2 separate regions of the Mus musculus genome follow, and region 2 is linked to region 1. The links are chromatin contacts, found by POLR2A ChIA-PET in ENCODE. All regions are on one chromosome and are shown on one strand. Each heading gives the region's core, a stretch centred on a gene start or an enhancer-like site at or near the end of the contact. The rest is flanking DNA. Distances are from core to core; before and after follow the strand shown.

Region 1 (3,791 bases), core at 801-3,300:
GGTAAAGACATTGACTGTTCTTCCTAGAGGACCCAGATTCAAGTCCCATGAATCCATAGGGCAGCTCACTGTCTGTAACTCACACAGATGGTGCATAGATTATATATATCAATATATGATCTATCTATCTATTTACCTATATACAAAACAGACACATACACACACACACACACATATATATGCAGGCGAAGCACTAAAGTAAATAGTTAATTTAAAAAGTGAAAGGTAGGGCTGGAGAGATGGCTCAGAGGTTAAGAGCACTAACTGCTCTTCCAGAGGTCTTGAGTTCAATTCCCAGCAACCACATAGTAGCTCACAACCATCTGTAATGAGATCTGGTGCCCTCTTCTGTATACATAATAAATAAATAAATCTTGTTTTTTAAAAGTGAAAGGTACCACTCTATAAATGGATCCAAATACAAACGATTGAGACTATACAGTCAGTGGGCGTGTTAAAATCACTTAAGTGTCATCAGGTTCAAGAAAAACGGCGGGAAGTGATGGTGCACGCCTTTAATCCCAGCAGTTGGGAGGCAGAGGCAGGTGGGATTTCTGAGTTCAAGACCAGCCTGGTCTACAGAGTGAGTTCCAGGACAGCCAGTGCTACACAGAGAAACCCTGTCTTGAAAACAACAACAACAAAAAGAATGTATTAAACATAATCAGACCAAGAAACACCCTCAGTTGGACCCCATGAGGAAGGTGTCTAACACTCTGGGGACAGTGGTCCCTACCAACTACCTTGTGTGTGCCTCAAAGGACAACAGAGAAATGCTGACTGTTTCTGGGGCTTCAGCCCAACTGGGGTCCACAGCTGATGGAACCTACTCGCATTACGGGTTGCCCACGTATTCATCCATACCCAGTCTCACATTTTGCCTCTGAAGGTGTTCAGCCCTGTGACCTGCAGCTATGGCTGCATCCCAGGCTGGAACCTTCAGCAGCTCCCCAGCTAGGTTTGTTCTCTGGCTGCAGTGACTTTGCACTCTATCAGCTCTTGTCTCTAGTAAGGCCTCTGAACTCTTGAATTATGCTGTGGCTTCTTTAACCCTTTTCTAGCCATGTTGTTAACCTACATAAGTACACACAGGATATGTAATCTGTGACCCAAGAGTTAGTAATTAATATTAAAGTAAAAGTTCATGTGTTTGGTAAGGGCCCATTATCAATGTAAATCAGGTCTAATTGGCAAATTGCCGCCAATGAAGCTGACATCGCTTGCTGATGTATTTGATACTCAATAAATTTAGATGTGGAAAGACACAAATATGTTCGTTTATGTTTCTGACACAGGATGAGTCTTTCTGGAAAGAATATTCAGTCTTAAGAGCAAAACGTTGAAGTCGTCCAAGAATCCCAATTCCTTCCAAGGACAATCATACCCTTTATAGGAGGTGCATGATAAAGATTAGTATCCTTTCCGGTACATTCTGACCCGAGCTAACTTTTCCTACCAAGCCCAAGCCCAAAGAGCACCCGGGTTTCATCCCACTGTGCCTTTTGCATATGTTCTCTCCTGTTCTGGAACGCCTGTCCTGGAATGAACGAACGTGGTGCAAAGGGGTGCTCCGGAGAGAAGAAAGCATGTGGTGCCAGCCGAGTGCTGCCGCTGTGGAGATCAGCCTCTGGCTTCTCACGCGTAAAATAGGAGATAACATTAAAAAAAAATCCCCCCCCCCATGCCGTTAAGTGGCTCAAAAGGACATTCCAGAGAGGTTTTTAGCATCACTTCTGGCTCTGGGAACACGAAGCTCGCGCACGGGCACAGGGACCTACTCCGCCCCAAGGGAGCCGCCCCTTGACCGCCTCCCTGAGCTCCAGGCGTCCGAGGTGGCGTCCGGGCAGCCACGTCGCCTCCCCCACCCTCCCGACACCAGGGTTCCTCAGACGCCGCCGAGTGTTAGGTACCCAGCTCACCGGGCCGCGCTCCGCACCGCCTGTGCCCTGCGATTGGCTGCTGAGGGCGCCCATCTTCAAGAAGCGCTGCGGATTGGTCAGATTTAGCGGTGGGGGCGGGCCTGACGGAGCAGAGGAAGGGCGGGGACCCGGATGTGTGTGGTGGCGGCGGCCGAAGAGCTACAACGCGGAGCTGAGAGGCCTATGGATGAGGAGGACGCGGCGGCCCCGGTAGGCGGGGATCGGGGGCGGGGTCCCGGAGGCCTCGGTCTCTGCAGATCTCGAGGCGGGGGTCCTGGGCGACGGCTGCGGCCTCAGGGCGGGGCCAGGGGCTCCGGTCACGGGCGTTCCTCTCGCCGCGCACCCTCCCCATTGCAGCCAGGGCCTGTGACGACGGGGCGTAGCCTCATTGACAGGTTAAGGCCGGGTGGTCCCGGGTGTCACCTGAGAGACCCCGCGGTCCTGAGGCCGTGCCCGGACCCAGTGCGGCGGCAGCTGCTTGGTGCTGAGGCTGTCAGGTTCTCGAAGATCCGATGCCTTCAGATCTGGGGCTCCGGCATCTACCTGGGTTCGAGTCCTGGCCCAGGGCCCTGGGGGATCCCAGTGCTGCGCCGCAGGTGTCTGCTCTTGTGGGGCATGTGCTGGTCTGTAGCTCCTGCAGAAGAGCCCCAATGTGCACATTGGGATCGAACTCAGCTTAGCCCAGGATTGCTAAGCACCTACTGTGTGTAGGGCACAGTGCCAGGTGTTTGGGAGGCAGGAAGAAAATATTTCTTCATGGTTTTCCCGCTTTTGGATCTCTGGAAGATTTTATTCATTCATTCATTTACTGGCCTTGCTGGTTGTCTAAATACCGAGAGAGTCCCATGTTTTTCTCCGGTACTGCTGCTGCTTTAGGGGCTGCGGCCCTCTGAATTCTGTTACAACTTGGAGTTAAGATCTGCTAAGTTGTTTTTTCTTTTGTTTGAGACAGGGCCTCACTGTGTAGCCCTGTCTACCCTGGCACACACTATGTAGAGCAGGCTGTTGAAGAATTCAGAAATCCGTTTACCTCTGCGGACTAAAAAGGGCTGGGGTTCTGGCAGAAGAGAAGGCTCAGTGAATTGAACAGCATGGGCTTCAGGCAGGGTGGGGGTACACACTTTAATCCTAGCACCCAGGAGGCAGAGGCAGGCCAGAGTTCAAGGCTAGTAAGTTGCAGGACAGCCAGAGGTACACAGAGAAACCCTGTCTCAGAAAAACAAACAAACAAAAAATTCATACCGTTTCTTGTTTACAATTCCCTAGAAGTTTTTCATTACCCTTGAAATAAAATTTAAAAGTCCTGACTGTGGATAGACTCTTGCTTTACCCTGTTCTTTTTGTTTTTTTAGACAGGGTTTCTCTGTCTAAACCTTGCTGTCTTCTGAAATTTGCTTTGAGACCAGGCTGGCTGCCTCTTAGTCATAGATAACCACCTGCCACTACCTCTGGAGTGTTGGCATTAAAGGCCTGTGCTTCCATATCTTGCCACCTTATTCTACTCTGGTTTTTTTTTTGTTGTTGTTGTTTTGTTTTTGTTTTTGGAGACAGGGTTTCTCTGTATAGCCTTGGCTGTCCTGGAACTCACTTTGTAACCAGGCTGGCCTTGAACTCAGAAATCCGCCTGCCTCTGCCTCCTGAATGCTGGGATTAAAGACCTGCGCCACCACCCACCACCGCCTGGCTTCTTATTTTTTTTTAAGATTTATTTATTTTTTGTAAGTACACTGTAGCTGTCTTCAGACACACCAGAAGAGGGCATCAGATCTCATTACAGATGGATGTGAGCCACCATGTGGTTGCTGGGATTTGAACTCAGGACCTCTGTCTGTGCTCTTAACTGCTGAGCCATCTCTCCAACACCTCCTCTCC
Region 2 (3,791 bases), core at 579-3,078, 88 kb before region 1:
AAGCCTAACCTCCACCCAAAGGCCTCACCTCACATACCATCAAAGTGAGAGTTAAAAATTAAGCACAAGTCAGGAAATTATGGCATGTGCCTTTAATCCAAGCACTTGGGTGGCAGAGGCAGGCAGGTCTCTGTGAGTTCGAAACCGGCCTGTTCTATAATGTGAGTTCTAGGACAGACAGAGCTACATATTGAGGCTCTGTCTCAGACAGTAGATGGATAGACACATTGATAACAATAGATAATTTGGAGGGAGAATCCAGTCCATAACAGAACATGCATGATGAGGCTTCTGAGTCAGGCATGTATGTGCAGATTATGATTTCCCGGCATGCATTCTGGAGAGGGAAATATATGAAGGCTTCCAAAAACCTGTGGATTTATGTGAGTGTATGGGAGGAGGCCACTGGGAAGGTCTGGGGTACCTGAGGGGTAAGGATGCTGGGGAGTGTGTATTCCTTGCTGGTCAAAAGAGCTGTTCTTGGGCTGGAGAGATGGCTCAGGGGTTAAGAACACCGACTGTTCTTCCAGAGGTTCTGAGCTCAATTCTCAGCAACCACATGGTGGCTCACAACCCTCTGTAATGGGATTTGATGCACTCTTCTGGTGTGTGTCTGAAGACAGCTACAGTGTACTTATATACATAAAAATAAATAAAAAATTAGTTTTTTAAAAAAGCTGCTCTTTATGGATGCCTTAAAGAGGAAGTGCTCAGCCAGGCGTGGTAGCACACGCCTTTAATCCCAGCACTCGAGAGGCAGAGGCAGGTGGATTTCTGAGTTCGAGGCCAGCCTGGTCTATAAAGTGAGTTCCAGGACAGCCAGGGCTATAGAGAAACCCTGTCTCGAAAAACAAAAAAAAAAAAAAAAACAAAAATAAAAAAAAAAGAGGAAGTGCTCGTGGAAGGGCCTCTGAGGCAGTCTCTCACAGAAAGATGGAGATTTAGATAAGTGCAGGCTTGGTAAGATAGACACACTGACAGGCAGCCATGTTTACAGCTGCCTAGGGGGCCCAAGAAACTACTGATCATGAAACTCCGTAGTCAGGGAGGCAGAGGACCTAGACAGTGGCTAGAGAGATAAGCCCCTGGGAACAGCTGCTGGTCTGTATCTACCTCTTCCGTTCCCTAGGGGCTGGCACCATTGCCCACGGAGAAGCCACCTAGCCATTTCCTTCCCCTGCGGCTTGTCAGTCAGTGCAGGGTACCAGACGTCGTGTGTGTGTGTGTGTGTGTGTGTGTGTGTGTGTGTGTGTACGCGCGCGTGCGTGCACGTGTGTCTTTCTGTCGTCTTTATCGTCCTCCTTCCCAGAAACTGGTGTGACTGACCCCCTTCCTATTTTAATCTGGCCATGCAGGGGAAGATGGACTACGGGGTGGTTTTTCTGTAACCTTGAAGACCCTGAGATCTCAACGGAAGTTTGTAGCTCTAATGAGAAAGCATAGGTGGGAGACTTCGGGAAAGGGGACGTTGAGTTCCGGAAAGCGGGGAGGACTGCTACTGGAAGTGGGCGCTGATGAAGAAGAAAGTACTATAGGTTTTCCATAGTAGCTGTGGAGTGAGTGAACTGTAAGAATAAATCAGGGCTCATTGGAGGCTGGCTGAGAACAGACCGGGATGTGCAGGCGATTGCAGGCGGCAGGGTTTGCAGGGTGGTGTTGTTAGTCGGTTGAGGGGCCGTGGGGGCTGGGGTTCAGTGAGCCTCCTCTTGGGGTACAGAACTTCACTGCCTCGGGAGAGGCAGAGGCGAGGCGCTGCGCGCGGCGAGAGGAGCTACTGGCTCGCGGGTGCCCCGCGCAGGAGCTAGAGGAGCCGAGAGGCCGCCAGGAGGTGCTGCAGGACAAGCCGCTCAGCCAGGGAGATCGCGGCGAGGGGGCCACCCAGCTGGCCCCGCAGCGGATCCGCGTCACGCTGCGACCAGGTGAGTCCGGGGCAGCGCGGGGTGCAAGTCTGGGCTGGCCTGGAATGCACTGGGCTTCAGAGTCTATCCTCCCTTTCTCTATCAGGGGAGCCCCAGAAATTCCGGGTCCGCTTCCTCCGAGCTGCGGGGTACCCCGTGGACCTATATTACCTTATGGACCTGAGCTACTCAATGAAGGACGACTTGGAACGTGTGCGCCAGCTAGGGCATGCCCTGCTGGTCAGGCTGCAGGAGGTCACACATTCTGTGCGCATAGGTAAGCAAGCGCTACCTAGACCCTGCCAGCCCTTGTCACTGCCTTTAGCTTCCACTATACTCTCCCAGTATTTAACAGACTCGATCATTGGATCTTGACATCTCTCCCAAGAGACACTCATCTAGGTCTAAGCTCTCGAGGAGCTTTTGGATTGACCCTTGAAGGTTCCCTTGCTCTACAGGAGGACCAACTGAGGCTCAGAATTTAAAAGACTATTCAGACAGACAGCTGCCCACCCAGTGTTTCTGGATAATCTAGATGCAGTGTTCCTGTTCCACATTCTGTAATGATCCCCCCCCCCCCCCGTCCCCTATGGCTCAAATTCACCCCGTGCCAGGTAGTGGCGGTGCACACCTTTAATCCCAGAAGGCAGAGGCAGGCAGAGCTCTGAGTTTGAGGACAGCCTGGTTTACAGAGCCAGTTCCAGGACATCCAGGGCTACACAGAGAGAACCTGAGTCAAAATAAACAAGCCCCCTTTAAAACACCGGCTTGGTGCCGCCTGCTGTTTCTACACCCTTGACCCTGGATGCCTCAGCCTCCAGGAAGCCTGGATGCTGCTGTTGGGTCCTCCTCTTCATCTCCTCCATCCCCACCTTCTTGAGTCACATTTTTGCCCTTGCCAGGTCCCTGTCATCTAGGTGTATCATCTGAGTATTTAGCAGGGACTCTTAAATCCTGTCGATGCCTTGTGATCTTTGGCACAGCTCCCATCGCTTTCTGCTTTCAGGTTTTGGCTCCTTCGTGGACAAAACGGTGCTGCCCTTTGTAAGCACCGTGCCCTCCAAGCTTCACCACCCATGCCCCAGCCGACTGGAGCGTTGTCAGCCACCCTTCAGCTTTCACCACGTGCTGTCCCTCACCGGGGACGCTCAAGCCTTCGAGAGAGAGGTGGGACGCCAGAATGTCTCTGGCAACCTGGACTCACCCGAAGGCGGCTTTGATGCCATTTTGCAGGCTGCCCTCTGCCAGGTGAGATAGGGTTAGGATCTGAGCCCAGGAGCTGTCTGGGGCCAGGACTACCTGTTGTTATGGATATGTGCCGTATCCATATCATCTCACTGAGGTGTGCATGCTTACCTTAACAGTTATCCGATACGATGAAGTAAACGATCATGAAGAAGAGGCACTTTTCCTAGTTCATAAGAGGGCCTCCACTAACAACAGGCTTGTTTGGAGGAGGGTGTTCAGAGACCTTGGAGCAGAGAATTAGAAATGGGAAGGGAGGGCTCAGCGGTTAAGAGCACTGACTGCTCCTGAGTTCAATTCCCAGCAACCACATGGTGGCTCACAACCACCTGTAATGGGTTCTGAAGCCCTGTTCTGGTGTGTCTGAAGACAACTACAATGTACTTATATATAAAAAATAAATCTTTTTTTTAAAGGAAGAAATGAGAAGGGTGGGGGCAAACAAAAATGACTCAGAACAATCTTGCTAATTTCTTTCACTGGGATATCTCAAATGCTATGGCAGGGTATACAGGTTGCCCCCTTTCCCCTCAGGAACAGATTGGCTGGAGAAATGTCTCCCGTCTTCTAGTGTTCACTTCAGACGATACATTCCACACAGCTGGGGATGGGAAACTGGGTGGCATTTTCATGCCCAGCGACGGGCGG

Evidence for each region. ChIA-PET counts read pairs that join two places held with the same protein, here RNA polymerase II (POLR2A).
Region 2: POLR2A ChIA-PET joins it to region 1 with 16 read pairs in Patski. The contact joins the enhancer-like site here to the promoter of Spryd3 in region 1. POLR2A ChIA-PET finds 5 or more read pairs at or near these places in 3 of 5 experiments (Patski and embryonic stem cell).

The regions. Positions count from the first base shown.
Region 1 is chr15:102,134,474-102,138,264 of GRCm38, reverse strand. It overlaps Spryd3 (SPRY domain containing 3), which reads left to right and starts at 2,050. Exons shown (of 11, transcript NM_001033277.3): 1 at 2,050-2,129. The coding sequence starts at 2,107.
Region 2 is chr15:102,222,686-102,226,476 of GRCm38, reverse strand. It overlaps Itgb7 (integrin beta 7), which reads left to right. Exons shown (of 15, transcript NM_013566.2): 3 at 1,718-1,919; 4 at 2,005-2,175; 5 at 2,905-3,146; 6 at 3,678-3,791. Among named protein-coding and RNA genes, the nearest start is that of Itgb7, 7.4 kb to the left of the region's middle. Within about 2 kb of position 1,828, at least 2 of the 3 ENCODE cell types and tissues checked have a DNase peak (open chromatin) inside an H3K27ac peak, as active enhancers do.